2 separate regions of the Homo sapiens genome follow, and region 1 is linked to region 2. Evidence: chromatin loops called from intact Hi-C (ENCODE). Cell type or tissue: ovary. All regions are shown on one strand. Links, peaks and the distances in the headings refer to the core of each region. The heading gives the core; the rest is flanking DNA. Region 1 overlaps LINC00924 (long intergenic non-protein coding RNA 924). Region 2 has its middle 39 kb from the start of LINC00924.

Region 1 (16,584 bases), core at 4,134-12,133, 50 kb before region 2:
CGTGCCCGGCCTTAAAATTTTCTTTAATAAACATATTGCTTTTTAATTGGAAAAAATAAAACATTACTTAAAATTAATGCATTAACACAAATAAGACAATCATGTTTTTGTACATGCATTATATTTTATACTGACCCCAGATGACCACATTTTTACTTTTTATAAACACTGACAAACACTCTACAGAATTCTGTAGACATAGAATTTTTCTGAGCAAAATTAAAATCAGTTCTTAGAGTCTCACGAAATTGTACAGAGGATGTAAAACTGAAGTTGAGTAGAATAGCAAGAAGTATTATAGCTCATGGTAAATCTAATTTTCTGAAATTATGACATTCTGTTATAAGAGAATTTCATTGTCAAATATATGGGTTCATCTTATTTTTCTGAAGTTGGAATTTAATCCTGGAGACATTTTGACACAGTATTTTCTTCCTTCCAACTTTTTTTTTCTGTTTATGTTAGCTGTGTTAGAAGTTTCCATACATTCACTACACGGCTTCCTTTAATTAGATGGATTCTCTGTAACCCACAAAAACTGGCTAATAATTGTTTTCCAGACTTCCAGTTACTAAAGCAGTCAGCAGTTGCCTGGGCTCTATTTTGCTTTCATGAAAATGTTACAATGTACTTCAACAACAGTCCAAATCATCCCACCTTCCAAGTGGTTATTCATAAGCAGGGGTCATTATTTCCTTGTTAGACTGTCTTAGGGGTGGGTCTGGTTTCCATGGGCTCTGCACATTCTTCTGATTTGTAAATCAAACCTGAGTTACAAAGATGGACTGCCACCTCCTCCGGGCTCTGCTTAGTGTCACAGGGGTACAGTTCATCAGACAAACACCTCATAAGCATCAGTTCTGGCTGCCTTCCAGGGAAAACCATGTCATGCCATTGAATAACACTTAGGACCCAATCTTTCATCCTCCTCCTCCATAACTAAATAAATTGGGTAAAGGTCTTGCCCTGTCTCAAGATAACAAGAAGTTTAAAGAACTTACTAGTGTTTCATGTTGCAGACACTGTGCTTTAGAGGAGTGAACTAAAACAAGATGGCGGCTTCCCTGAAGTTCAAAGGCAGTTCTGATAGCAAATGAATACTGACAATCCTTCGTGTTTCCCTCATGGGCACAAATAATCCTGCTGAAAACAGGAAGGGGATTTGGATTGAGAGCTGAAAGAAAATGAGCATAGACTTTTCTATTGCTATCCTACTCAGAACCTCATTACATAGAGCAGGGGTCAGCAAACTTTTTCTGTAAAAGACCAGAGGGTAAATATTCTATCCTTTGTGGGCTATACCACTTTCTTCACATCCACTCAACTCCGCTGTTCTAGTGTGACAAAGGAGCCATTGACAATCTGTAAACAAAAATAAGTGTTGATCGGGCTCTAAGAAAACTTTGAAATATGAATTTCATATAATTTTCATGTGTCACAAAATAATATTCTTAGGATTTTTTTTCTTTAACCAAACATTTCCAAGTGTAAAATTCATTCATGTCTCACAGGTGATACCAAAGCAACCATGGGCTGAATTTGCTTCTCCGGTCCCAGTTTGCTCACTCTTGCTCTAGAATTCAGAAGTTCCAGTCCACACATGTGAATCAGATTTTACAGAACCAAGGGCCCTTCTTGGCTCTCTCTGTGTAGTGACAGCTGCTGTTACCATGTAACTATCATCTCACGTGAATAAAGGTGTTTTTCTTTCATTTGAATCTTATCTTTTGTTATTGGAGAAAAGGCTCATTAAACTTTTTAAACTCATTGAATTTAGCAGAGAGTCTTAATTATGTGTGACTCAGGCATTAGGGGAGAATGTGCATAACCGGACCAAATTAAACTGCACAAAATCATGTCTTTCTATTTTAAAAATAGATATTTTGTTTTCAGGTAAAATCCAAGATAGTCTAAAAAGGCAATAGAACTTTAAATGACTGTTTATTCAGTCAATGACTATACAAATAATTGGTAAATGATTTTGAAAACTATTTGGTGACAAAAGAAAACGTTCCCTTTCTAATGCAAGTTGGAATAAATCAGAGTACAAACTGTACATTTATGTGTGTATATATTTTATATAATAGAAAGATATGAATTAAAATGTTAACAACATTTATGGAGATGGTGGAATTAATTCTTTGTGCTTTTTTCCTACTTTTCAAATATTTTGCAATATGGTTACTGCTTGTATTTAGGAAAAAAGAACAACTAATGTTAAAAGAATATCTTTTGCTCCCAATTTTTAAAAGTGTTTTCATGAAGAGACCTATGCCTCTGTAGCAATCTTGGACAAGGGATCATGAAATAATCTGCATGATTCATTGACCACTGGAAGGCTTTGTGATAGCATTGAAGATAACCTTCTGTGAGCTCATAAAAATAATTACCTGAAAGTTGTACAAATTCAGCATTTTTATGACATGCAAATAAAGAAAAGGAAGGAAGAACGTGAGATGACACAAAGTAAGATCTCATAAAAGGGATAGCAATAACTATATGTAAAAAAGAAATAATGGATGTTACTAAGTTCTGTAAAATTTTGGCAGGTCAATAGAATTAAATGAGAAAGAGCTAACAAACCTCCCTCCTTTGCTATTCAAATGATGAACAAAGCACCAATTACTCTCTGGCATGAAAATCTTATTTATATTTATGACCAAAGGTGTTTTTTAAAAGCTTGCCTTCATCATCATTTGTAAGTTTCTTAAAAAATTGGCTGAAGCCAAACAATGAAACTTTCATTCATGAGAACAATGTAACAACAAAAAAAATTCTTCCATGCATTGTTTAGTGGATTTCTTATTTCAAAATTTTTTAAAAAGCAGATCTCAACCCACAGCCTAACCCATAATTCCTACCTATGTATTTATTCCTAGTATATTCTAGACACCACCAGGAAGGGATACATAGGATAGTTTATGTTTTTCTTAATTTAAAGAAAAAGATCTTGAAAGAAGCTATGAGAAAAAAATGCTATATTAAAGATATATTGCTAAGTGTCTAGTTTTAAAAGATCAAATATCAAAATATATTTATTTATGTGGTTCACCACTTCAAGATAAGCAAGTGTATGAGAATAAAAGAGCTAGTGGCTTCTCAGAAGTAAAATAATGACATTTTAGGCATTTGATACCTTTTGGCCTGAAAGCTTCAGACTTGGTCATTAGATGTGGCATGTCAATAATTTTAGAATGAGGATACTAATAGAAATACAACTGAGAGAGGTGTGATTGGGTATATCTTCCCTTCTCTCTCTTTCCCTGCTTCTATTCCATAGAAACCTAGTTTCCTAGTAATCTACTTGACTGACGGACTTGCAAGGGAGAAGAAATTATAGCTGCAGGACCCGTCCACTTTGCTTCACCTTATCAAATGTACTCACCAATTTATGTTCTTAGCACTTTTGCACAGTTTGACAAGAATCAGGACCATTCCATGGCTTTTTGAGCACTCCTGTCTCTTGGGATGGTGACCTTCTATCTTGACAATTCAGATCTAGTCACCAGTACCACCCACAGGCCACTGACAGATTTTCAGCCTGCTCCAGGTGAATGAAGAGGGAATGTGATTGCAGACTTTGGTTTTTACTCCTCTACATTCTGATTCAAAAATGTACTTTAACATTCAAAACTCATCTGCAAAAGATTCAACTCCCCATCATTAGCTGCTGATTAAAAGCTTATAATAAATGAAGGAGATGGATGCCATGTGTGGATGATATGCCCCTGTCCCTTCTAGTTGGGGACATACCAATGGACTCACTAAATTTATGAAGCTATGTATGAGCGCTAAGTGAGTTCTACAGAAAGCATTCTTAAAAATTGAAGACTTCATAATTTGGCAGAGAGAGTAATGGGAGACTTTGTAGAGGAACTAAAATGTGAGTCAGACCTTAAGGATGAGTAAATTTGGATGGGTACACAGAAGGAGAGGCAAGAGAACCTAATGACCTGTGTTGATGACTACTATTACATTGTATCTGAGGGCCTCTGTGGCTTCTGCCAATGCTGTCCCATTCTGTTCTCATTAGATGAGGAAGCTGAAACTCAAAGAATATACAGTTTTCCAAAGATTGCACAGCTAAGAAATATGGAAAGATGGACTCAAGCTCAGATTTGCCTGATTCTGAAGCTTACATTCTTTTCGGTGCACTGAACTGTATCAGAATGTTTTTTAGAATGCAGACTGACATGAGCAAGAGTGAGGCAGTGTGAATAAACATAAGCTTCAGGATAACAGAGCTTCCTTCCTGGAAACAATGGTTGGGATGAAGCAGCAAAAAAAAATTTTTTTTCTAGGAAGAATTTCAAGATGAGATTCCACCTGCTTAACAAGCATTTGTCAAACCTGAAATTATTTTCTGATTGCAAAAGTATTCCATGTTAATTGTAGAAAATTAGAAAACTATAGAATCACCAGCTAAAATCAACCAGAACTAGCCATTGTTAATGTTCTAGTGTATCATCTTCCAATCTTTTCATAATTTTTCTCCAAATATATACACATTTATGTATATATTAGCTTTATAAAATTAAAATTTTGCTTTCTTTGTATTTTGATGTCTGAATTAGTAATATATCACAACCATACTCCATTTCTTCTATATTCTTTGGAAACATTTTAAATAAATATAGAATATTGCATCCTATAAGTTACCATAGTTTATTAAACTTCTATTATTGAATGTTGACGTTATTTCTAGTTTTTCTTAATTATAAATAATGTCTATTTTATCTTATAAATCATTTATCTCTGATTTTTCCTGAAAAAACAATTTTTTAAACAAAATTTCAGCTTGGCTTATTTCCCATTATATAGGAAATTTAAATCAAAATTTAAATTGTATGTTATCCTACGAACTGAAGCTCAGGTCAGACTCCTGAGGGGATAAACCAACATCCTAGCAGAGGTTTGACTCAATTATCGTCATGACTTTAGGAAGTTAAACTCTTCCATATCAGAGAGAGGAGTGGAGGCAGAGAGGTTGAAGGAGAGATTGAGGAAGAGGGGACAGAATAAGAAAGAGAGAAACACTGGTTTTCTTCCCTCAGGAATCGATTACCCGTTCTCCAGGTAGGCAAATTTTATTTTATTTTATTTTATTAAAAAGATCAGACTCCATGGTGGTCCTGAGGGGAGGTAGAAAAGACTCTTTAGACTGTGTCCAAGTGGCTGTTTTCTTTTTTACAGCCTAGTAACATCATAATGATGGATTTCTCCATTTGGGAGCATCACGCAGTGAAGGAAACCACCTGGGCTTAAATCCCAGTTACTCAGTTTCACAGCTCTGTGGCTTTAGACAAGGCCTTTAATTTCTCTCAATCTCAGCATCCACAGGGTAAAAGGAGATAGGAATGCCAACTAAAAATCTTTGGATCCTGACAATTAAATCAGATTACACAGCATCAGCCAATCGCAAACAACTAGCTCTTTCCCCCTCCCTTTCTTCCACGCTTCTGCTCACTGAGAGCAATAATTTTTTTTCTTTTCTTTAGATTTCTTCATTGTAAAAAGCAGAGTTCATTCACTCCAAAAAATTTTAAATCTCTTGGCACTGAGAATTCAAAGCATTGTCCACGCCCTTACAGAAATCACAGTCCAGTGAAAACTACAGAAAAGCTAACATGAATTACAAGATCAAGAGAGAGAGACGTTGGTACAAAGTCATGTGTTCCCAAATAAAGGAGGGCCGAATTTATTGGAGAAAGGGGATCAGGGAAGTAACCCTTGATGAGGTCTTACAAGATGAGCACTTGCTCACCAAGCAGGGGAAGGAAAGTGAGCATTCTTGGCATGGGGTAACTCTTACCCTGTGGTAATGAGGAGAGGGTTAGTGGTCAGCAGAAGGGCCTTTAACAGAAGCTAGAAGTTGTCAAGAAATGCCACTTCCTCTGCAGAACCCTTTCTGGTTCCTTATACAGGAAACCCTCTACCGCCTTAGCACTTTAATTGTACCACATCTGTGGATGTCTTTGACATTTACTACTTCCTGCTTTGCATTGGAGATATTTTTGTACATATTTTACTTTCATTATACCACTAGAGAAACAAGAGACTGTTTTATCCTTTAATCCTGGTATTACCTGTAGTACCTTCAACTTTATATATATATATATATATATATATATATATATTTATTTATTTATTTATAATACGATTTATTCATTTTAAAGGTTCCCAAAGTGTCCCCATTTAGGGGGTCACATTAGACACTTTGTCCCTCAGCCTTTGGGTTTAACACCCTTCAATCAGTGGACTGTAGTTGATTTCAAGTCAAATCTGCCAAGAAGACTGTTAATATTCACCTCATGATCTTGGTTATTATGGGTAGTAATATAAGCGATACTATATTACAATAATATCATTTACAACGGCTTACATTTATTGAACATTTACCATGGCCAGGCACTTTGTAAACACTTTGTCAATACTAACTGAATTAACACTCAAAGTAATTCAATGACATGGTTACTATTAGCATTCTCATTTAATAGATGATAAATTGGAGGAGAGAGAAGTTAAATATTTGTTACTTGCCCGCAGATCACACCTGGTAAGTGAGGGACCCTGAATTCAGACCAAAAACGATGTTGCTGTGGAATCTAGGCATGTATTCTTTATTCCATTTCATTAATCCTTGAAACGACCCAATCAGGAAGACATTATTGCTCCCATTTTATAAACAAAGTGCAGAGAGTTTAAGTGACTTGCCCAAGTCCACACATTGAAAATTGGAAGAACTAGGCCGGGTGCGGTGGCTCACGCCTGTAATTCCAGCACTTTGGGAAGCCGAGGCAGGTAGATCACCTGAGGTCAGGAGTTCAAGACCAGCCTGGCCAACATGGCAAAACCCCATCTCTACTAAAAAAATACCAAAAATTAGCCAGGCATAGTGGTGGGTGCCTGTAATCCCAGCTACTCAGGAGGCTGAGACAGGAGAATCACTTGAACCTGGGAGGCGGAGGTTGCAGTAAGCCGAGATCACGCCATTACACTGCAGCCTGGGCAACAAGAGAGAAACTCCATCTCAAAAATAATAATAATAATAAAATAAGAAAAGAAAAGAAAATTGGTAGAACTAGGATTTAGAGCTCAATCTGTCCAACTCTAAAGCCCAAGTATAGGACTCTAGGCTCCCTATTCCTGTTTAAGTTTTAAAAACCTGCTGGTTATAAGTGTATGGTATCTTCTATGTACCTATGGGCATTATCAGGCGATAGTTTTCTAGGATGAGGGAGAAGTAAATAAGGTGGTATCCAAACACTAGTATTTTATTCATTGAGACCAACTGAAGCAGGATTTGATGACTGTATGAGTGAATTAATTTCAGGTTATTTGAGATATTAGGAACATTTCTTACTGATCCACTGCTCTGCCGTGAAAACCATAGCAATTTACCATATTTAGTTATGGTCCATTCTTGAGGCTATGGTTTAGGGACAGAAGGGGTCAAGAATACAGGTAAAATAATGAGAAGGAAATGTTCTAAAGGACTACAGATCTAGCGTGCCGTAGGTAAGAGCAGGATCTTCTTTTGGAATACTGAATTGATATAAGTCAAAGACTAGGAAAACCAAATATGCCTTCATGTTCAGAATCAAGGTTGGTGTGGGTGCCAGAGACCACAGGCCAAGGCAATTAGACCCCTCCTTGGGTTTGGTAGGAAGTGGAGATGTAAGTAGCTCCTGGTTATGACCTCAGGGTTTGTGTTCAATAGGAAATATGTGATAAATGAGTGTCAACAAATTGACACCAGTGAATTCATTGCTTAGAGACACCTAAGTGGACAGCTTCTTGTTTGGTTATGATGGTGATCATGTTTATACTCCACCAAATATCTTGGAGTTTTGAAAATGGCCTGGTGAATTTGCTGACCACAGCAAACTTCTGCTAATTACCCTGAAGTATCTATCTCATGTTTATCTTTCCTTCAATTAAATCATCATACATCACTTAACGTCAGGGATATATTCTGAGAAGCATATCGTTGGCTATTTTGTCGATGTGTGAACATCATAGAACGTCCTTACACAAATGTAGATGGCATAGCTGACTACACACCTAGGCTGTATGGTATGGCCTTTTCTCCTAGGCTATAAACATGTACAGCACCGTATGCAATTGTAACACAATGGTAAGTATTTGTGTATCTAAACATATCTAAACACAGAAAAGGTACAGTAAAAATCTAATCTTATAATCTTATATGACCACTGTTGTTTATGCAATCCATTGTTGACTGAAATGATGTTATGCAGCCCATGACTGTATATGATAAAATTGTCAAGTTATCATTTTATTCCCTGAGGTACCAAAAAAGACTTAGCAGAATGCATAATGCAAGGTATGATTCCTTATCTATTTTGAGGATGAAACCAGTGATGTGTGTTTATTTATAGGTTGTTCTTACAATTGTCCCTCTTAAATGAAACCTGACAATTGGAAGGACCTGCAAGAAATGACAATGAGTGCTCCTAAATAAATAAGGTTGTATGGAAGCAAGGGACTTTCTTCCCAAGTACATAACTGAAATTGACAAAGCAGTCACACTTTGCTTTGTAACCATCAACAACTAGTTATACAGCAAATAATCCCTTAACAACCTAATTATATATTCCTGTTGCTTATATTAAATTATTGAACAGTTCAGAAGGCAGTTATTTTGGTTAGATTGGCAGGTAGGGTAGTTAAACTCTTAAACCTGTAACTGGTTTATTGAGTAAGTTAAAATTGGATATGAAACAAAACAGGTTCGATTTTGTTGATTGTGATTTTATTTCATTTTCCATTCCTGACCTTCAACCATGTTATGTCGGAATCCCGTTTCACATTAAAAAAAAAAATACCTTGGCACTATCCTACAGCTTTCCAGTCCCTCACAGATATAAAACTAAATTTAGCCTATTTTTAAATTAACGTCTCGTATTGGTTTTAAATTTCTTCTACTCCTTTCCACCAATGGCTTCTAGAAAAGACTAGACCCTAGCTGCTTGGGTTAGAAAAGGGAGAAAAGAGTTTTCCTCTACCATCTCATTCTTCTCCCTGTTCTTGGTCAAGCTCTTCTGGCGCTCCTGGTCTGACTGAGACCAGGAAGAATTGAAAGCACATTTGGCTTCCCCTGTCCTTGAATGACCTTCTAGTGTTGAAGGGAGGATGTCAAGCACAAGGGAGAAAGAAGAAGGATTTATCTAAATTGCTGGGTCAGGTTGGGGCAGAGTCTTTGGCTTCACTGATTCTCTTCAGCAACTATCACTCATGATGTAGGCTTTCTCCCTGAGTTGGTGGAGCTTAACCACCTACACCTTTTTCTGAAGATCTGCACATTCCTTTGACATCTCCAGAAGTTTTTATCCCCCTCCGGATTAGCCTAGCAGCCTTCTGACCCATTTAATCTCCCTACTTTCTCAGGTGGAAACATAAGAACCACCGAGTCCTCTTTGCACACTCTGAGGGCCAAGGAAACCACTGGAGGGTAAAGAGAAAAGATTCCTCCATCATCTTCCCAGGTACATTTCACACCACAGCCCCAGCAGCCCCACCCTCATAGGGCAATCTGACTGGCTTCCCAGTAGACTTCTTATGTCTGATGTCCTCTTTTGACCAATCTTGGGCACAGTCTTAATGGACACTTCACTTAGAAACTCAAATAAGCACATGTCAAGTCTTGCAAAACTCCCCCTCATCACGATCCTCTTCTCTGTCATGGCAACACTGAAATGTGCTGCAGCTTCTTGGCTCCAGCATGCATCTAGAGGGAGAGCAAGAAGTCAGTTTCCCTTTGTCAAAGGGGCCCCCAAGCTCTACATGTTATTTTCTTGAAGTCCTCATTCTGGCCCTCCGTTAACTTTGGAATGAACAGGAATTAGTCTCTTCCCATGAACATGCATTCCTCAAAGAGCTGAGAGAGTTTCTTCACCATGATACCCTCTGTTGGTAGACAAGAAATAAGATATGAAGCTGAGAATGGGTGATCAATGGCCACCGATCTCCATTCACATCACTTGGGGAAGATGACTGGGCCCGCCTGTAGGTGCCTCATTGGTGTCTTGAGACAGACTATAAGGTTCCAGTGATTCTTCCTTTTTGTAGGTTCTCATTGTTGATTTCAGGGAAATCTGAAAAGTTAAGACCCACTATGTATATACAGGAGCTAACCAGGATGTGTTTTGTTTGCAGGGGCCAAATGGATACTATATGACTCCCACTTCTCCTTTCCACTGCATCATCTGTCATCTGAAAAGGGAATACGTTTAGAATCAACAGAATGTTGGTGCCAGAAGGGAGTTGCCAACAATCCTCTATCAATTAGTAGTAGAAGTGGAACACTTTTCCTCCTTGTTTTAGCCTGAGTTCTTTCCAGTTGCAGTCATGCCTTTAACCACAATATCCATTTGTGATCTTGGATTTGTCTTGTTTCTAATATTTGAGGGACAGAGGCGGGGAAAGAAGCAAATGAGGTTACCAGAGCTGGTTTTGTTTTCAAGGGTCAAATGGGTACCGTGTCACTTCTACTTCTTCTGCCCACTCCATCCCTACTTCCGGAAGACCAAGTGTATTTTCTCCTTCTTCCCCTCAAGTGTCCTCTAGAGTTTTCCACACTGCTTCTTAATACACATAGCTCTGCTTCTTGCTCCTTACTGGAAATAGGCTCAGTGCTGACGGGATCTGACCTATTGGTGGGTGGAGGGGAATGAAAGGTCAAAACTGCATTTGACCCTTTGTTCCACAGACTTACTTCATAGCCGAGCAGTCACATTTTGATTTAAACTTCTTTTTTTCTAGGCTCTAGATCGGTTCCTTACCTTGGAGCATGCCCCCTTTACTGATCTCATACATTTTTATTTTATTTGATGCTTCATGTTATGCTTGGATTATAGAACTTCCATTCGGTAAAGGTTCTGTAACAAATTGTTCTTTTGTACAACTGCCAGATATCTCAGACTAAAAACATATTGGGGGGAGAAAGCCAGATAAAAAATTAAATGAAGGCAAAATTAGAGGCCTGCTAATAAAATCAGATTTTCTTGACACTTTTAGTCAATGCAAAAATAATTGTGGGAATATAAAAGGTTTTTTATGGTCAATTATTCTTGTCTTAGTAAGTATCTATAATCATAATCCCTCAGAATAGGTAATAATCCTCTGCAGAGGGAAGTGAGACTTCCCCACAGAACCATAAGGAAAGTAAAACGTTATCATATGCATGCATAAAATATATTAATATTGAAATGTGCTGGCTGTAAGGTCAGGTGGGGAAATAGCTTTTTTTTCCGCCCTGAAAAAAAAATATATATATATATATATATATATAAACTATCTGACTTTATTGGGCTGCTGACATCCAATTGATCTGCATTATTCTTAGCTGGCAAGAGCCTATATACCTAAATGCCTCAGATAATAGGTATTACAGTATTAGGTAAAAAGCCTCCATGCAGTCTATAGCAAATATCAAAAAGGTAGAAAGTGTAAAATAAGGGAGATTAAGATGACACCAGAAAGCGTTGAATGAGGTGTCATTTTGCATTTAGAAAGACAACCAGGAAAGTTAAGACAGAAGAAAAAAAATGCCCCTTTCTCACTAGCTGCCCTTAAAGGTTTACAAATGATCTGTTAACAGAAATGAGTTTCTCTTGGGCTTCAGACACCATTTATTACTCTGGGAGAGAGACAAAAAAGGAGATGGAAAAGACTGGCAAATTATGCTTATTTGAAGGCAAAATGCTTCCCATCAGCAACATGATGAAAATGTACCAAAGGTGTCAGCCAGATGTTGACATGTTAATATTTTTCATGAGGTCTTTCACTGAGGAATGAGTACAAAGAACTTTTTGGGTGTTCTTTAGAATATGAATTGAAATGCATTGCTATGCTAGCTGCCTTGCCTGGGAAATCACGATCGTATTTGATGATGAAGAGGAAGAGGAAGTGTGTCCTAAATAGGGGGCTTGAACCTCGATTCCCTGGCTGCCTCCCAGATGTCTTGTGCTACGAATGGGCTCATCTGATCTCTCCTAGTCAATTTCATTCTGGAAAGTAGCCAGTGGGCCTAGTTCACGACCCAGTGATGTCATTATAATTCATTCTCCCTCACCACAAAGACTTCGGAACTTTCCAATTTACAATGGGTCTTTTTAATAAAGAAGAGAGTCATGTACAGAATTTTTAAGTGTTTCTAATGATTTATCTTTTTTTTTCTTGTTATAGCCTCAAAAAGGCCTATCTTCTTTGTATGAATGGACTATCAAAATCATTTAAAGAATTTTATATCTTTGTTAAAGTACACGATGTGTTTTATGGGCTGAAAGGGGATAACTGAAGCTTATTATAAGAGAACATTGTGTCCGAACAGAGAAACTTTACATTTTATGCATAAAGAATAGAGGATCTAAAATTTCATATGACTTAGGCCATGCTTCATCATGAACACTTACAAAGTAATTCTAAGTAGGAAATATGCCATTTTTAGGGATGTATTCTGTGTTTTGAGACTGGATTTATAAGATGAGGGAGGGGCTGGAGGCTGAGAGAGACATATGTAAGTCATTTCAGAGCACAGGCTGTATCATCCATGTGTTCTCTCAACACCTCTCATGGGCTGTAAGGAAATATTCACTGATGAAGATTACATATGAATTGAACTCAGCATTGGAGAGTTAGGGCCGTCTCCCAGAACCTCACCTCCTTGCACTTGGCTTACCCTCCTTGCTAAAATAAACTTTGCTGGATGACGTCACTTATCCTTGGCATGGATCTTTAAAATCCTGGGTAGTACAAGCCTAGTGGATGATCAATGCATTTGTGGCCTGCACTGTAATTTAACTTGCTCTGTCTGACAGGAGATGTGGAATAGCTAAAGAGAGGCTTTACTTGTAATCTTCTTATCGCCTTATCCTGGAGTGTTTGTGAAGAGCAAGGCCTTCCCTACACTAACTCCCAGCTGAGGGTTAAGGCTAAGAAAGAGAAATTGCCCTGTTATGTGTCTGATGGTGTGACCTGACAAAGCCCTCTCTGGATACCTTGTGAACCCTGGCCTTTCATGGCCAAACGCACCTTGCCTCTCCTGAACCACTTGTTTGTGTTCTGTGAGCTGATTAACAGAAATAACTTGCTATAATTATGATGTGCTGGGAGAGAAAAAAAATTGTACTCTTTTCTTACCGTTTCTTTTTTTTTTTTAATTTTCTTTCTCGTTTTTTTTTTTTTTTTTTTGAGACAGAATCTTGCTCTGTCACCCAGGCTGGAGTGCAGCAGTGTGATCTTGGCTCACTGCAGCCTCTGCTTCCCAGGTTCAAGTGATTCTCATGCCTCAGCTTCCTGAGTAGCTGGGACTGCAGGTGTGCACCACCACACCCAGCGATCCTGTTTCTTTTCTAAAGCATAGAATTCTAAATTAGATCATCATCCTTAGACCACTACTAGCAAGAGACCGTGAGTGAGCAGAGGGAGGTGGCCAGACCAGCGCAGGCTGGACAGGAGACAGGGAACACCTTACCATGGAAATGGTATAGAAACGGACAAGACTGACAGAAAGAGTGGGGGGGTGGAGGAATATAAAAAAGGAAAAAAAAAAAAGAAAAGGAGGCAGAGTGAGAGAAGGAGAGAGAGGGAGAGAGAGGGAGAGAGAGGGAGAGAGAGGGAGAGAGAGGGTCTTAATGAGAAATACACACAAGTGGAGGAGCTCAGGAGAAAAGCAGCTCAGGGTGTGGCAAAATGAAGGAGGGTGGCATGCAGACAGAGGGCTTCCTGGAGAGGGGGACACTCACCTTTCCACAAGGCAGTTTTCCTGTTTTTACAGAAAGCTGAGCAAGAGTAGACAGCTTGTCTGTCTCAGGTGCTCCAGGGCCAGCTAATTCACACTTTTCCTGATGACTTTGAGGAACGTAAAACTCTTTAGTGTAAGCACTCTGCGAATCTGATCGAGGGAAACACTCTTGCCACTTTCCTTCCGGGGATCAGATTCTGGCTATGTTAGTGGGACAGTTAGTTACATAAGCTAGCAGTCACAACCAAGGAGAAAATGCCTTATCACGGCCATAAATAGGAAGAGCTGGGAAGATCCAGAGGGGACATGTGACAAGCTTTATGGAGGAGATATACAGTGATGAGTATTGTGACGCACTAATTACAAGAAAGGAAATGATTTCTGTGACAAAATTAATAAGAGTTGCTGCTATTTTTTATAGGTCCCTTAATGGGCATATGCCTTCTGTAAATATGTTTGGATGCATATGGATAGTAAATATATGTGTATGTGTGTAGGTATGAAAATATGTATGGTCCAATAAATGTCGAATGCTCACAGAATCCCTCAAGGTAAATAATATTATTATTATTCCAATTTTATAGCGGAGAATATTTCTAAAGCTTAGAGAGCTTGCAAAACGTATCCAAGAATACATGCCCACATATTTATAAAGTTTGATAATGATAGATTGGATTAAAAACTTGCAACTATTATCTACAGGTTACGTGATATATATGACCAGAATGAGAAAGAAGGAAAAAAAAGGTGTTAAGTGAAGGGAGATATGAATGGAAGATTTGTTGGAAACTAGCTCAGTAAACACTTCATATGCTGTTTATAGAAAACTATATTGTATCTTATAACAGCTAGAGAAATAGGGGAGGTTTCTGGCCGGGAAGTAATATGATTAGATCTATATTTGTGAAAAGTAAGAGGTAATTGATTAGTGAAGGGATGATAATTCAGATAGGACGTTGATGGTAACAGGCCAAGCAAAGCATGGTATGCACTGAATAACCCATAGCAACAAATGTGGTGGCTATGAAAAACAAATATGGGGATAGTATTTTTTATAAAAATACAATTAACCAACTACTTTCTATGTATAAGGGTATTTAAGTTTTCCTTTTTATTTCTACACTATGCCTTATTTTTCAGGAAAACAAAGATTAGATTGGGCATTTTTAAGATGATTATTCTGTATCTTCTTCCAAGTTTCAAGGACAGCAAATCTTTTTCTCACCACTTATCTACAGAAATTTACAGGCACAACAGAGAATGTTTGAACATAAAGTTATACTGAGGCTTAGACACAATTTATTTCATGCTCCATATAAATTTATTTCACCAAATTGAGAGCCTTAGAAAGGAAAAGGCCATGTACTTTTGTCCCTCCCATTACCAGGAGCTTTCCAAGAGCTAACGTCTGCTATATCCATCTTTTGGCTTTGACGGTAGATGTTTTAAGCTGGCAGGAGGATTAAGAACAAACTTAATAAAAAAGCACTTAAGAATATGCCTTTAGAGTTAAGCAAATATTGGGCTGAGGCCTGATTTTGCCACTAATTACGTAACTTCGGACAATTTACCTGACTTTCTAAATCTGGGGGTTCCTATTCGGAAAATGTGGATAAATGTGGTTCCTACCATATCAGGTTGTAGTGGAGTTAAATTAGATTCATACAAGCCTCTTTCTGCAGTACCTGACAAGCAATACGTGTTGAATACTTGCATCCAGTAACATGTACACACTGAACACTGAATGTACACAAAACACACCAATGAGAGAATGGAAGGTAAAAAAGTGGAGACGATAGAAATGAAAAATTATTTCAAGATTGACCATGAGGACGTGCAGAGAGAAGCAGTAACTAAAAGGGAGACATCAATGCAAGGCTTTATTTTTTAAGATGGGGAAAATGAAGAAACTTTTTATGCTGATGGAAATGATTAAATAAAGAGGGAGAAATTGTAGAGGTAGGACAGAAGAGTGATAATCAGAAGAGAAGCTCTTGCTACTAGGAGAATAATTTGTCTTTCGTAGGCATAGACACAGCCCCCACACTCACCCACACTTCATAATAGGAGAGGAGAAGAAAAGCATGAGTGAAGACAGGCATAAATTGCACTCGCTTGTTGGTAGGTGAGAGAATGCCCAGAAAACGAGAATGTTTCCTCAATGAAGTGTGAGGTGAGGCCATCAACTAAGAGTCAGGATGAACAGAGGTAGGAAGTTGTTTGTTTTTTTTTTTTTGAGACTAAGTCTTCCTCTGTCTCCCAGAGTGGAGTGCAGTGGAGCGATTTCAGCTTACTGTAAGCTCTGCCTCCCTGGTTCAAGCCATTCTCCTGCCTCAGCCTCACGAGTAGCTGGGATTACAGGCGCCCACCAAAACTAAGCCACATCCAGCTTAGTTTTTGTATTTTTAGTAAAGAGGGAGTTTCATCATTTTGGCCATGCTGGTCTTGAACTCCTGACCTCAAGTGATCCGCCTGCCTCAGCCTCCCAAAGTACTGGGATTACAGGCACGAGCCACCACACCCAGCAAGGTAGGAGTTTTAAGGAGAAAGGAAAGAAATGAAGTAATCATTCAGAGAAGAGGAAGAGCCAGATACATGCAGAGAAGGCCTGAGCAGTGCCCAGTGCCTGGCTGAATTTCGTGATTGTGTACTTAACTGGCAGCCATTCAAGCTATGTGTGAAATTTCCTCCAGGAAAATCTCCTTAAAGGGGTTGAAAGAAAGAAAAAGGGGCTTCCTGGTTGGTTTACCTAGAACGGAGATTCTACTACCTGACTGAGAGAATAGGAGACAGGAGAGAGGGAAACAGTGATATTT
Region 2 (16,584 bases), core at 4,040-12,039:
CACAAATTAGGTCTCCAAGCCTCAGTATAAGGTAAGGATCCCCATTACAACTAAGAAGAAACGGACATTCAGAAAGATCCTTTTTGTATTTGATAGTCTAGTACAAGATAGAGATATCATTGCCCTTTTCATGCAAATTTATTTTGTTTCATTTTGCCACTTGCTTCATGAACATGTATAGAGTGCATTCCACCTACCAGCCACAGTGAGGTCCTGTAGAAAAAGGATTCACTCTGTAATCCACTGAATGAGGTTTAAGTCCCAGATCTTGTAATTATGCACCTAGAGATTGATTTGAAGCATGCAGCTGCTTAACCATTCTGAGTTTTATATCTTCCATTTAAATATGAGGAAACTCATACCTACTTTATAATAAACACGTCATGACTTAAAAAAGGCAGGTGTTCCGTTAATCAGTCTTGTTATTATTTTACTTTCTTGTGACCGAGAATTCAGCTATCTTTTTAAAAGAAGAGAAATGGCTGTTGACTATCTTAAGAACTTTTACAAAATATAGCCAATTTTTAATTCCTTGCTTAAAAACAATAGACAGATCCCCTATGGTAACGTCGAACGAGCTTGTCTCAAAATTCATCAACCCAGTGACTTCAGGATGTCCCAGTTCAAAGGACACCAGAAGTCACCGCTCTGACTTGTCCTCTGGGTCAGAGCAGAAATTCTGCCCCCTCTGTACCCCCACACACTCCCCAGGGCCTGGTTAGAATCCCAGGGGCCAGTTCATGCCACTTCACCATAAATCTTCCCATTTCTGAAAACAAGGAAAAAAATATCATCAGAATTTGTCTCCCCAAGGGAAGAAGTAAGAAGTCCAGTTGTAGGTCTTTTGCCTTTTAAAGTGCAAAAAATGCATAGTTTTTTGAGAATATGTTTTTGCCAATTTGTACTTGGAAAGGCATAAATGTATAAAAAGGGAATTTCCTTTTCTCTGAATAATTAGGAGGAAAAAATGTAGCTTTCAGACAGGGCACATCTGCTTCAGTTTTTCAGTTGTGTATTTAAAGGAAAGGCTGCCAAAAGAAACCAATTCTTTTTGTGCACCCACTATATGCTGGAGTCCTTATTCACTGTGTTATATATAAACGTTACACACAATCTTGTATGAGAGGTATTATTATAATTTCCATGTTATAACAACAACAACAGTTTATTTATGTTTATTTGTATTGTATTGGTAATAATTTTACTTGGAAATGAATATATTTGTATTTATTTGTAACTCAGACTTACAAGAAAGCATTTGATATGGCTCGCTCCTATTTGAAGGATGAAGAAACTCAAAGAAGCTGAACGCCTTTTCTTGTCAGACAGTAAATGCCCATGTAAATGTTATAGCCACTTTTGGGGTCTGGGGTCCATCTTCCCACAGTGAAATACTTCCTTGTCAGTGGGTGTCCAGCTTGTTCAAATTTTCTATCTGTTCCCTTAATTCAGAAAGCATGTTGGATGCTAAATAAATTTGGGGTGATTTACTATACATGTTACTTGCACATTTATAGTGCGTCTTGCAAACAAGATTTGCACTGATAACTGGATTCAGTAGAATAAATGAGGAAGGGAATGCTGAATTTACTGCAGGTTAAGTAGACCACCATAGAACCTGGCATTTCAGCACTGGATGGGGTTTTCAGGCACAAGAGGTCCAATTCATTTCACCTTTGGTTATTTCTGATTTAAAAGTTATTTAACATTTCAAACATGGTTAAATATTGCTGTAAAATGCATTGTTTTACTCTTTTGTATTATAGTGAATATTATCTGATATTTCTTTGCTAATCCAGGATCTAAGAGTTACTCAGCACCAAGTACCTGGGATCCACTCAAAGATTAGTCCCAACTCCTCTCCTTACGTCTTTCTCCATAGCCATACCACTTACACTTACAGAAGCAGAATGCTCTTCCCCGACCCCTTGACTTTGGACTTGGCTGCATGACTTCCTTGAAAGTTAAGAAGTTGTTCACAAGCAAGGGATTGATATGTTTTTGTGCCACTGGGCTTGCCTGCTTGCACCTCTGCCTTTCACCATAATAATTTTCTCCAGGTTGCTTCTGCCTGAGCCCCAAAGGGATTAGACATGGAGCAGACCAGAGTGCCAGCCATAAAAAGAGGGGAAAGCCAAGCCTAGCTGGATCCAATGCATGAAGCAGAGCAGCCCAGCTGAGCCCCACCTACATCAGCTGACTCTTAGCTGAACTACAGACACTAACGAAGTAAATGTATTGTATCCTCAGAATTTATCACAGTAATAGATGATGGATGCTGCTAATGAATATTTTTTTGATAGTAAAGTAGTACAGCCATAAAATGTATAACCATGGCTGAGCCTAAAGTTTCTAAATGTAAGAATTGGCTGGGCTCAGTGGCTGACGCCTGAAATCCCAGCACTTTGGGAGGCCAAGGTGGGCAGATCACGAGGTCAGGAGATCGAGACCATCCTGGCAAACATGGTGAAACCCCATCTCTACTAAAAATACAAAAAATTAGCTGGGTGTGGTGGCCTGTGCCTGAAATCCCAGCAACTCAGCAGGCTGAGGCAGGAGAATCGCTTGAACCCAGGAGGCGGAGGTTGCAGTGAGCTGAGATTACACCACTGCACTCCAGCCTGGGCAACAGAGCAAGACTCCATCTCAATAATAATAATAATAATAATAATAATAATAATAATAATAATAATAAATAAATGTAAGAATCATTTTAAATGAACAAATTCAAGGATATCTGCAATTTTTTTCCCATAGAAATTAAACCCCATTTAAAATAAGACTTAAAGAATAAGACTTTTGGCTGAAGAGGTGAATGGAGATCACCAACAACCACCTTCCCCTGTCATTATTATATTGTCCATCCAAGTACTGACAAATGTATCTCAGTTGTTTATTAATTTATCTGACAAATGCTGTTAAGTGCTAGCAGTTACTAGGTGTTTTGGGATGAGCAGCCCAGGTACTGGAGTGAATGAATGCACAGTTTAAAAGAGAGACAGAATTTTGAGATGGCTTTTAAATAATTATAGGTAAAATGAGCTGTGTAGTTATTGCAAACCAAGTACTGATCTCTACATTTTATATGAATTGTCTCATTTAATCTTCTAAACCCTAGGAACTGAGCTAATACTATTTTCATTTTTCAGAAAAGGAAATGGAGACCCAAGAAGGTTAAATGACTTGTCCTATGTCAGGTATCCTGTAAATGATAGTGGCTGGATTTGAACGTATACAGTCTTATTCCCCAGCCTAAGCTCCTCACCAGTATACCACAGCTCTAGATTAGGTTACACCTGGCCAATTCTTAAACAATAAATGTCAAGGACTGCAGTAAATAGCCAAGTTCTTGGGGTGGCCCCAGGTGGATACAATTAGCTGGTCAAATTCAGCATCCATGGGGCTGCAGTTACCCTAGTTTGATTCACGCTAATGCTGATTTTACAGGGGCCCAAAGACCTCTCTTTTTGAGGATAATGCAGAATGGTGTCAACTACTAGCCTTCTTATGTCTCCTTGCTTGTCACAGAGAACTTTGAGTCATACACTTTCCACCACTCATTTCACTTTTATCCTAGACAACTTCGATGTCCATAAGAATGACACAGTCAGTATCCTGATTCATAGGTCTTGACCTCAACTCCAATAACATTTATCTCTATTCCATCGACACCATGTGATGACCTTAACCTTGACTTCATCGCTATCAGGAATTGCGCTCCCCATTAAAACTTAACTAGCCCATTCTCTAATCACAGACTCTGGTCCTTAGAGCTTTCCAGATTTTCCATTTCTATTACATTTAACATAATATCAAGGTTCTTCAGTATCTTAATTTCTTGAGTTTCTTCTAGTCTATCCAAACTTTCTTCACTTACTTCCATATTTAGCCTGGCTAATAAGGTGCATTTCCTCTAAATGTCTGGCCTACCCAGGACTCCTGATAGACATACCCATCTCACCGGGTCACTTCAATTTCCTGCTTCATCCCTTCTTACCAACAGACTTCCCTGTCCCACTACGAATTCATGATTCTTAAACCCACCTAGATTCTATACCACTCAAGTACCCACGTATGTGTGCTGAGTCATTTCTCCCTTCTTAACAGCAATTATTCCAAAGAGTTCTAAGTGTTATGGGCCAAATTGTGTCCTCCAAAATTAATAGGTTGATGTCCCAAACCCCAATACCTCAAAATGTGACTGTATTTTGAGATAGGGCTTTTGAAGAGGTAATTAAATTAAAATGAAGTCATTAGGGTGAGTACTAATCCAATACAACTGATATCGTTATGAGAAGGGATGAGAACACAGACACACACACAGAGGGAAGACCAAGTGAGGACACAGGGGGAAGGCAGCCATTTACAAGCCAGGAGAGGCTAACCCTACTGACAGCTTCTTCTCAGACTTGTAGCCTCCGGAATAGTGAGAAAATACATTTCTATTTTTTAAGCCATCCAATCTGGGCACCCCTAGCAAAAGGATACAATCAGTCTCTTCAAATCTTCATTTCCTTCTCGCTTTTCTTGTAGCAAGAAACCTCATCTCCTGATTTTTAAAGAAAATAGGAGATTCCAGGATTGAACTCTAACTGCTTGCTGTCATACCTACCAAAGAGGAACTTCTACCTTTGCCCAAAGCAGATGCTCCATTTCCTCTTTGGAACCTATGTCTTCTGGTCTTGTTGAAGGTACATTCTCCTTCATTCTAGACATTCCCCTCTTTGCTAGTTCTTTTCTTTCCAACCTAGAAATATGCTAAGGTTACGACTATTCGTTTTTTGTTTTTTTGTTTTGTTTTTGAGACAGAGTCTCATTCTGTTGCCCAGGCTGGAGTGCAGTGGCGCGATCTCGGCTCACTGCAACCTCTGCTACCTGGGTTCAAGCGAGTCTCCTGCTTCAGCCTACCGAGAAGCTGGGACTACAGGCGTGCACCACCACACCCAGCTAATTTTTGTATTTTTAGTAGAGATGGGGTTTCACCATGTTGGCCAGGCTGGTCTCGAACTTTTGACCTCATGATCCGCCCGCCTTGGCCTCCCAAAGGGGTGGGATTACAGCTGTGAGCCACTACCCCGTGCCACGACTATTCGTTTTAAATGATGTTAATAAAATCCTGTGGTACCATAAAAATCATTACAAATTTTCTTTCCCTTCATAGTTAAAATTCTTGAAAACTGTCAACATTTCCTCAGTCCTCTGTCAGTTCTCAACCCATTGAATTTGACCAGCTATGGCACTAATGCATGGAAACTGCTCTGACCAAGTGGCAGCCAACTTCCTGATCCAAATGCATTGGGGACTTTTCAATGCCAGTCTTATTTGACAGCTCTCTTGTTATCCAATTCTCATCCATTTGTTATTCTCCTTGGTCTTTCCCTTTGCTTTTTTCTTTCAACCTTTGACCTGTTCTTTTACCACCTATTTCTTAGATTCCTCCTCCCTATTTTTTTTAATCTGTTGATGTTCCAGTGGATTCTGTCTCTCTTCTTCATTTTTCTTTTTCTTTTTTCTACTAACCTTTATTTTATTCTTTACTAGGATTTCAACTTCTTGGAGTCATCATTATGATGACTTTTTACATTTTATTTTTATTTTTTGCAGCAAGTATAGTGTAATGGTTAAGAACACAGACTCAGGACTCAAACTATCAGGTTTATCTTGTGGCTGTATTACTTCCTAGCCAGCAATAACCATGGAAAAGTCACTTAATCTCTCTATTTGAAATTTTCTCATCTGTACAATGGGTGTAATTTGGTTGTTTTGAGTACTAAATGAGTTAAAATATGTAAAAAACTTACAAATGTCTGGTACCTTACAACCACTGTCCAGAAATCCAATTCTGTATTTAAGACCGCTTGCCATTGCGAATATCCCAATATTTTACCTAAAGCTGAACTCTTCTTAATATAAAACCTTTCCTTCTGGTTGCTTTATCTGAGAGATTTTTATCACTGTTTGCCAGGATGAAGGCAGAACGTGATTGTCTGCCAAGACTTTTTCCTCTCCTTTCTCTCCATCTTTCAACAGTTACCAAGCCATGTTCATTTTAATATTGAATTTCCCTCCTTATCTGTCTCCTACCTTGCATCCCTATAGATGCTGTAAAGCAGGTCCACATTTTTGAGACATGTGTGTTGTGTACATTGGAGAAGCGGGGTCTGGACTATTGCAACAAATCTCCCTGTGACTAGCTGCAACCTTCTAGTACACTATTCACTTGACACTCCGAGTATGTCTTTAAAAAACAAACACATTTGTGTCATACCTTCAACAGCTTGTATGTATTGACTATACTTTCAGCATGGTTTTCAAGCCCCTCCTTTAATTATACACTGTTCTCTCCTTTCCAGCTTAAACTCCTACCACTGCCCCATTGTTCAGTCAAACTCAACTACTTGCTATTGTTGATTCATGCTATCTTTCAAATCCCTTTTTTTCCTACCCGCAATGCAGGTTCCAATTAGGGGCTTTTAAATACTGAGTTTAACTAAAAAAGCTTTAAATATGTAAAATAAAAGTAAGTTCAAATAAAGGGAAGACAAATTTATTAAAACTCTCATGAAGAATTAAACAAGCTAACCATATCATGTCAAACGTCTTTCTGCTATCTTATAATCTTTTCATTAATTTTTCCCCATTTTACAAATAGCTTCTGTTGAAAACATATCTTCCTTTCCCTCTCTTCTTAGAGGTATATTCACATTTATTTTTCCATTTGGCAACCTTTCTCCCAATTATATTTTAAAACACCTTGAGTTTGGATATTGCAATAATGAATCCAATTTGGTAAAAAAAAAAATCACTAATAGATTGATTTCTTCAAAATATAACAATGGGGCCAGGCACGGTGGCTCATGCCTGTAATCCCAGCACTTTGGGAGGCCGAGGTGAATGAATCACCCGAGGTCAGGAGTTTGAGACCAGCCTGACCAACATGGTGAAACCCTACCTCTACTAAAAATACAAAAATTATCTGGGCATTGTGGTGGGCGCCTGTAATCACAGCTACTCGGGAGGCTGAGGCAGGAGAATCACTTGAACACGGGAGGCAGAAGTTGCAATGAGCCAATATCCTGCCACTGCACTCCAGCCTGGGTGACAGAGCAAGACTCCATCTCAAAAAATATAAACAAATAAAAATAAAAATAATATAACAATGGATAGTACCATTATGGTGACTTTCATATTTTTCTGTGTGAGTGTATGTATGCATTTACATTTTACAAATTTTCTGTCCTATATATTTATCACATTTTTAATAAGAAAAAATATGTCTAAAATGAAAGAAATTGCCAAGCAGTATACAATTTATAACATGTATTGGAATCTACATGCATGTTCTCTTAGCATAAAACACTTGCAGTTAAGTATTGCTCAATGCAAATGTGAAGACACCTGCCAGTTGAATGGTACCTTAATATAAACCTCCTGGGGATTTGCTGTATTCTTGCCAGATGTAACTTTCAAATTTTCCCTCCAGCCTATATAGCACAATCATTGATGAAACACAGCAGAATCAACCATACGACTTTGGAACTGTCTCAGAATCAGTGTTGATAGAAATATGTTTGACTTAACTCTTTTTAACAAGATTTGAGGAATCTTCCCACATCTCAGTGTGCGTAATTGTAAGGTTTTCATTCTTGGCTGCAAACACACAGGATTTCTCTGTCTTTTCTTTCTTAATCAGTTCCCTGGCTTTGTCTCCACATCTCCCTATTTTTCTCTATGAATACTACTGCTTTGTTTATAGTATAGGTGACAAGACACAAACCAGGGTTTGGAAAGAGTGAGTGTGAAGGGGCTGACTTCAAGTTGCCATTTCAGAAACGTGCTATAACTTCAACATTTGCATCTGGCATTTTGTAGCCTGTAGCCCCCTCATCATATGCTATGTGTGAATTCCAGTCGGATGATTCATTCTGACATGGGAGTTCTTTGCCTCTTTTACTCTACAAAAATGTGAGAGAATGAGAGAGAAGGGTCTCATTCCTTCTAATTTTTCTAAGCAATCTTTATTTTTCCCATAGCTGGGAAAGAGATTTTCCGATGAGAAATGTTGCAGTTATGACTAACAATTCCATGTTTCACAACCGAACTCACTCTTCTTGTTGCTCTTTTTTTTCCGATTTCTCACAATTCAAAGTAAAGTGTGAGATTACTAGTACAATTAAGACTCTGGAAAAAGGAAAACTGCATATTATGGCCTTGATAACCCTTCATGGAGAACAAGGTGCTCCTCTGCCACAGATGCCAATTTTAGAGTTGGATTCAACAATAATAGTGAATAGAAGAAACGCAGGAAAGCAGATACGTGTTTTAAAATCATCCACAACCAGCAATGTTTATCTAGAAACATTAGGCTCTGGCAAGATGTCTTTCATCTCCCCCTTGCATGTATTCCAGTTTGGGCAGGATAGCCTTATCTATTATCTAAGTACTTTTATAACCTTCTTTTGGAAAGGTCTCCCTGGTCACACGTACCTTAAGCTAGAGAGGAAGGCAGCTGATTGCCTATTTTTTTAACTGAAATAGTTTCTGTAGAACAATGCAAATTATATTTATACCATTGCTTGCAAAGATTAAGATAAATGAAGTTGTCACATCCACTGAGATGAACGTTGAAAGTTTCTCTGTTTAGGGAGCAATGCACATATTTCATCATACAGATAAAGCAATGTACAAGAAGTAAAAGTAAAATTGCTAACACATGATCTATCCAGAATTAATTATTTTGAGTTAACATACCAGTATTTGCTATGTAACAGTCTGATACTAAGAAAGTACATAAAAGTCATGAAAATTGTGTCATCCTTAACTTGCAGAGATGCCGTAATAGATAAATATCACTAGGAAGCTTCCACACACAACATATTACCTGTTTCTCCTAATATATTTTTTCAAATCCATAACCTATATTTCCCTTCATTTCTATTGTTGTTAGATTAGAACTTTGCTATTTATTAATAGTCCTCTATTTTGTCTTCCTGCCTCCAGACAAACTACTTCAGCTCTTTTACAATCATCTAATTTCCCTTGTACCTGACTTGATTCAACAAATTCGTATTTCTTTAAATGACTGTGATAAAAAACCCATTTAAATAATCTAAATTTAAAAACGGAATTTCTTGAGTTGTGCAAATGGGGAGTGGGAATGGCTAATACAGATATAGTTCTCAAGCTCATTTAACAGGATATAATCATGACTTTATTACTCTGTTTATTGACTTTGATTAATTATGCTTGCTTGCTTTCTCAGAAAGAACATCTTGATGTGTTGACAAGATAGCTTTAAGAAACCTGATGCAAATTCCAGTCTACCAAACAACCATACTAGAAAAAATAAAAGTCTTTTTTAATGCACTTGGGGGAAAAACAAACAAACAAACAAACAAAAATTTGGAAAAGATTCTGTTTAGTCCTAATTGCTTCATGTACCATCCTTGAATAATTAATTGTTATGTCCAAGGACAGGGGACTCTTCAAATGGCTAAATTGGGGTCAAGAACCTAGAACTTGATCAAATGTCCAATACACAATATAAAATGAACTGGCACATAATGAGACACTACAGTATGATTTTCAAAAACCACAAAATGACTGGCAATAAAAACAATCTTGTAGATGTTTTAGGTATTGGCATTATGAAGCATATAGTTTAAAAATAACTACATTTACTATGTTCAAGGAGATAAAAGAAATAGAGGAAAATTTAAATAAAGAGCTGAAAATAATTTAAGAAGACAAAAGTTAGGAGTTGCATTAGCATTCAATTGATTGGTTTAGCAGCAGATTAAACACAGTTAAAAAGAGAATTATTGCACTGGATGTTTGTTTAGAGGGACATGTACAAAATAAGAACAAAAAACCAAATATTGGAAAAATAAAGGGGAATAAGGAATTTAAGGATACTGTAAAAAAAAAAAACTTATAAAATGTGTGAGTTAAAATTCCAGAAACAGAAAAGAACAATGGGTCAGAAAAAATAGCTGAAGAAATAAGGGATTAAATTTGTTGATGCTCAAGAGAGATAAGCCACTGATTTTTAAAAAAATGAACACCTAGATTTTTAAAAATCACACACAAGTTAATACTGCTAAAAATCAACACCAAGAAGAAATCATATAGGAAGCCAATGAAAACAGACAGATAACCACTGAAGAAGCAAGAGTAAGATTGACAACTGATTTCTGAAAGGAAACAATAAAAGTCTGAAGACTATAAAAGTATATATTGAAAATGCTAAGAGAATATAAATGCAAAACTAGAATTTCATACCTAGTGAAACTATGAAGAAGATGACAGAAAGACGTTTCTTTTTTTGGGACTGAGTCTCACTTGTTGCCCAGGCTGGAGTGCAGTGGCGTGATCTCAGCTCACTGCAACCTCTGCTCCTGGGTTCAAGTGATTCTCCTGCCTCAGCCTACTGAGTAGCTCGGAGTACAGGCGTGAACTACCAAGCACAGCTAATTTTTGTATTTTTAGTAGAGATGGGGTTTCACCATGTTGACTGAGCTTGTCTCAAACTCCTGACCTCAAGTGATCCACCCACCTCGGCTTCCCGAAGTGCTGGGATTACAGGCATGAGCCATCGCACCCAGCCAATGCTTCTTAATAGAGTGAAATGAGGTCAAGGAGCAGAGAGAGAGAAAAAAACTTATAACTAGCAAAAAATAGTGTAAGATATTATTCATGTAGAAAGAAAAATATTACACATGGAATCTCAGAAACGTAGAAAGAAACAAAAAGTAGCAGCAAAATGATAAGAACATGGGCAAACATAAATGATTATAGTACACAATTAACAATATCTTATGGATTTTAAAACATAAATATTAAAGTATACAAAAACAACGATATAAAACTCTGGAAGTAGGGAAAAGAAAAAATGAAGATAAAATATTTTAAGTTTCTTGTATTGTCCTGTATGAGGATAATAAAAAATTAATATTTGATTTTAAAAAGTGATTTCTATGGCAACTACCAAAAGAAATGGTAAAAGGATATAATTTCCAAGCTAATAGACAGTCTGGACTAATAAAAAATAGCCAAAATATAGATAAGTGAGTAGCAGAAAAGGGGATATGGAATTACTGCGTTAGGTGATATTTTTAAACCCAAATTATATCAGATATTCATGTGACTTCTAGCTATCATCGTTAACACTGACCGCTTGGTTAAAGTAGTGTTCTAAAGGTTTCTCCATTCTAAAATTACTATTTTTCCCTTTTAATATTCTATTATTTGTAGGAGAATCACTAAATCCAACCCACACTCAAGGGAAAGGGGTTTAATTAAGCTTCACTTAATAGTGGAGTATGTTACATGCGTTATTTGAAATTAAGAAAAATTTGCCCTTTCTCCCTCACTTAATTATTCAATCATTTATTTATATAAACATTGACTCTTGTATCTTTATTTCACATTGGTTATAATCCCACACTGCATTACCTGTTTTGTTCAAATTCCTCCAGTTTTTGCCATTTGCAACTTTCCCAGATTGATAGCTGTGTGTCTTTGACTTGTCCCAGTCCCAGGTTTTGTTTGTCAAGCATTTCTTTATTTTCTGTCATTACAAGATGCTCCACAATTACCTTGCGGTTTTCCTGTCTCTGCTCTAGAAGGAGCAATTTCACCAAGTTGCTCTCTACTTATTTTTATTTTTCTACTTTATTTATTTATTTATTTTAATTATTATTTTTTGAGATAGGGTGTTGCTCTGTCGCCAAGGCTGGATTGCAGTGGTGTGATCAAGCTCACTGCAGCCTTGATCTCCTAGGCTCAAGTGATCCTCCAATCTCCATCTCCCAAGTAGCTGGGCCTATAGGTGTGTACCACCCTGCCCAGCTAATTCTTTTGATTTTCAGTGGAGACAAGGTCCTGCTATGTTCCCCAGACTGGTCTCGAACTCCCGAGCTCAAGCAATCGTTTTGCCTTGGCCTTCCTAAGTGCTGTCAAAGCAGGCATGCAGCACCGCACCTGGCCTACATTGATTTTTAAATGAGATAAAATTTATACTTATTAAAGCGAGGAAATCTTAATTGCACAGTTCAATGAGCTTTTGCCTCTGTATAGACTACTACTTCCTTGATCAACATATAGACCATTTTCATCAGTCTGGGAAGTTCTCTCAAACCCTTTCTCAAGTATACCAACTCCCCTTCTTTTCTTTTTTGTGCCATAAACCTATTTTTAAATTACTATTATACTTTAAGTTCTGGTATACGTATGCAGAACGTGCAAGTTTGTCACATAGGTATACACGTGCCATGGTTGTTTGCTGCACCCATCAACCCGTCATCTACATTAGGTATTTCTCCTAATGCTATCCCTCCCCTAGCCCACCCCCACCCCTTGACAGGTCCCAGTGTGTGATGTTCCCCTCCTTGTGTCCATGTGTTCTCATTGTTCAACTCCCACTTATGAGTGAGAACATGTGATCAAGGGGAAGAAAGGATATCAGAGATTGAAGATCAACTTAATGAAACAAAGGGTGCAGACAAGATTAGAGAAAAAAGAATGAAAGGGAATGAAGAAAGCCTCCAAGAAATATCAGACTATGTGAAAAGACCAAACCTACATTTGATTGGTGTACCTGAAAGTGACAAGGAGAATGGAACAAAGTTGGAAAACATTCTTCAGAATATTATCCAGGAGAACTACCATGCCAAGTCCCCTTATTCTAACTTCTGTCATGGTAGTAGAATTTTGCTGATTCCATCTAAATGAAATCATACAGCATATACTTTTTTGTTTCTGGCTTCTTTCACATAACATCACATGACATGATGTTTTTAACATTCATCTACATTATTATATATATTAGTAGTTTCGTTTCTATGTGTCTTAGTCTGTTCCTGCTGCTGTAACAAAATACCTTAGACTGAGTAATTTATAAACAATAAAAAGTATTTCTTACAGTTCTGGAAGCTGGGAAGACCAAAATCAAGGCACCAGCAGATACAGCTTGCTGTCTGATTTATAGATGGTGCCTCTTGCTGCATTCCTATATGTTAGAATGAGTGAAAGGGACAAATTCACTCCTTCACACCCATCTATAAGGGCACTAATACCATCCATGAGGTCAGAACCCTCATGACCTAATCAGCTTCCAAAGGCCTTGCCCCTTAATGCCGTCCCCTTGGGAGTTAAGTTTCAACATGAATTTTGGGGGGACACCAATATTCAGTCCTTAGCATCATGTTCCTTCAAGTGAATATAGCATAGCGATTTGTCATCTTTTCCACTGTTCATGAACATTTAGACTCCCCTCTCTTATTGTTATTATGAATTAATATGACTAGAGAGTGTGTGTCTTTTGGCAGACATATTCTCTTACTTAGTGTAATGCTTTTGAGATTCTTTTGTATTATTGAATGTATCAGGAGATCATTGCTTAATATTACTGACTAGTGTTCTGTTCTGTAGATGTACCAGAATTTGTTTATCCGTTCACCAGTAGATGGATGTTTCGTTTTTTCCAGTTTTGGCAATTATGATTAAAACTGTGATAAAAATTATGTACAGCCATTCCTGGGGATATATGCTTTAGTTTTTCATGAGTAAAACCCTACTGCAGGTGGGGAGTGTGGGGCGGGGTGCAGATTGCTGGGTCATATGTTAGGAAATTGTGTTTTCTAAAGTGGCTGATTTATTTTTCATTTCCACCAACAATGTAGGGGAGCTCCATTTGCCCATGTCCTTGGCAGCACACTTGGTGTTGTCATTTCTTTAAACCATTGTAATAGATGTAGAGCAGTGTCTCATTTTGGTTTTAGCTTGCATTTTCCTAATGACTGACATTGTTCAGTAGCTTTTCATTTGCTTATTTTCATCTTTATCTCTTCTTTTACAAAGCGTTTTCTAAAATCTTTGCTCTATTTTTGTATTAAATTGTTTTTTATTAAGTTGTGAATGTTCTTTATAAATTTCAGGTGCTAGTTATTTATCAGATATGGATTTTATGAATATTTTCTCATAGGATGTCACTGGTCTTTTCATTTTATTAAGTATCTTTTAAAAGCCAGAAGCTTTTAATTTCGAAGAAGTACAATTTATCAATATTTTCCTATTTGTTTTTTGTTTTTATGCATCTAACAATATTTTGCCTGACCCAAAGTCACAAAGATGATCTTCTATTTTTTCTTATAGAAGTCTTATAACTTTGGGTTTTATTGTTAGATCTATGATTCATTTAATTTTATTTATTTTGTTGGACATGGGTTGATGTTCATTGTTTCTCATATAAATATTCAAATTGTTAAGCTCTGTTTGTTAAAAAGTATTTTGATTTTCGGCCGGGAACAGTGGCTCATGCTTGTAATCTCAACACTTTGGTAGGCTGAGGCAGGCGGATCTCTTAAGCTCACAAGTTCACAACCAGCCTTGGCAACATGGTGAAACCCTGTCTCTACAAAAAATTAGCCAAGTACAGTGGCAGGTACCTGTAGTCCCAGCTACTCGGGGGGCTGAGGCGGGAGGATTGCTTGAGCCCAGGAAGTTGGAGGCTGCAATGAGCTGATACTGCACCACTGCATTTCAGCCGGGGTGACAAAGTGAAATCCTGTCTCAAAACAACAACAACAAACAACAATTTCCTTTTTCTATTGAATTATCTTGTCACCTTTGTCAAAAATTAACTACATATGCATGAGGTTATTTTTGGAACACCTATTTTCTATTTTATTTCATTGATCTATATGTCTTTTTTTTGCTATTACATTATAAAGATGGAAGCTTATTTTATTGATTAGAGACCTTTGTTCTTTCGTTAACATAAGTGTATAATCCTATGTATTTTGAGATGGAGTTTTGCTCTTGTTGCCCAGGTTGGAGTGCAATGGCACGATCTTGGCTCACTGCAACCTTCGCCTCCCGGGTTCAAGCGATTCTCTTGTCTCAGCCTCCCGAGTAGCTGGGATTACAGGCATGCGGCACCACCCCTGGTTAATTTTGTATTTTTAGTAGAGATGGGGTTTCTCCATGTTGGTCAGGCTGATCTCAAACTCCTGACCTCAGGTGATCCGCCCGCCTCAGCCTCCTGAAGTGCTGGGATTAAGCACTTCTTTAGGTACATCCTGAAATGTTGATATGTTGTTGCTTCATGTTTTATACAATTAAAAATATTTTCTAATTTCCATTTTGACTTCCTTATTGACCCATGCCAAATATGGAAGTGTGTTTTATTTTAAATCTTAAATATTTAGTGACTTTCTTTCTGTTATTGATTTCTAGTTTAATTACTATAGTCAGAGGACAGACTTTGTATGATTTTAATTCTTCTGAATTTGTAGAAGGTTGTTTTATAGCCCACAATATAATCTCTCTTGATCAATACTCCAAGTGTCTATAAAAGAACATGTGTTCTGCTGTTTTTAGGTGGAGTATTTGTAATTTTCAATTAGGCCAAGTTTGTTGAGAGCATTTTTGAAATATTCTGTATTTTTGTTAATCTGTCTACTTGCTCTATTGATTACTGAGATAAGAGTGCCAAAGTCTCCAAGAACAGTTATGGATTTTTCTGTTTCTTCATTCAGGACAATCAGTTTTTTCTTCATATATCTGGAGCTCCGTTAGCATCATACACAAAACGAAAATAAAATTCAACAGACCAACTGACAATAACTAATATAACGGTGTAGTAGAGAATTTGGTGTTACCCAAAGAGAAGTCTAGCCTTTGCCACTTGCTCCTGGGAGGTAACCTCTAAACTCTTGGAATTTTCCAAGTGATAAGCCCCTCAGATCATGTGATATATTAATCAATCAATCATGACCGCATAGTAAAACCCCAATAAAACTTCTGAGTTCTGAAGTTCAGAAGAGCTTCCCAGGTTGATGGTGTACGTGCATATGTCACCCATTGTTTCCAGGAAGGTAAGGTGTCCAGAGGACAACAGAAGCTCCACATCTAGGACATCCCCAGATTCTGCCCTATGTATCTTTTTCCTTGACTGATTTTAATGTATCCTTTCCATGTAATAAACTGTAACTGCAAGTATTATAGCTTTCAGAGAGTTCTGAAAGTCTTTCTAGTAAATTATCAAGATTGTGGGTGGTTTGGGGAAAGCCGTGAATTTGCACTTGGTGTGAGAAATGGTGGTGGTCTTGTGTGCATCCTTTCCTCTCACTTTGCAATTGGACGTTAACTCTCTGCAGTTGGAGCTAGAGGTCTTGTAAAAGGCTGGCAGTCTGGAGGACTGTGCCTCAACCTTACAATTTGGCTGATTCCAAGGACAGGATCTCATTATCAATCTAATGAAAAGTCAAGACTTTTTTCTGGCCCTGACTTCTATGAGACACACATCACACTACGCCATCACTAAAGGTGATTTAAGTATCTAGAAAACTCCCAACCTCATTGCACTGTTATGAAACTACAGAGGTATTCTTTGTAATTGTATTTTTAAAAGCATTTCCCTCCAAATTCAGAACATTTAAAAAAATATATTATTACATTCTTATCAGAAAGGAATTTAATTTACTAACAATTTATGAGTCTGCTGATTCTACATTTTTCATCACCTTATATTATCTCATATTCATCATTTATAGCATGATGGAAATACAGTAGTAAGGAATT

Evidence for each region. Hi-C counts contacts between places; a loop is a spot of excess contacts. Peaks named below come from ENCODE experiments on the same cell type or tissue, not always from the same donor. Only the 100,000 strongest peaks of a DNase experiment are listed, where the experiment ranks them.
Region 1: it touches region 2 in a loop (1.8-fold over the local background); 1 of 110 quality-filtered maps calls a loop at or near these places.

What each region holds. Positions count from the first base shown.
Region 1 is chr15:95,436,354-95,452,937 of GRCh38, reverse strand. It overlaps LINC00924 (long intergenic non-protein coding RNA 924), which reads right to left. Exons shown (of 6, transcript NR_027133.1): 2 at 1,002-1,143. Among named protein-coding and RNA genes, the nearest start is that of LINC00924, 12 kb to the right of the region's middle. In ovary, for the core only: no CTCF peak of the experiment used is centred there; no DNase peak of the experiment used is centred there; H3K27ac peaks cover 392 bases.
Region 2 is chr15:95,386,207-95,402,790 of GRCh38, reverse strand. No RefSeq gene overlaps it. Among named protein-coding and RNA genes, the nearest start is that of LINC00924, 39 kb to the left of the region's middle. In ovary, for the core only: no CTCF peak of the experiment used is centred there; no DNase peak of the experiment used is centred there; H3K4me3 peaks cover 687 bases; H3K27ac peaks cover 842 bases.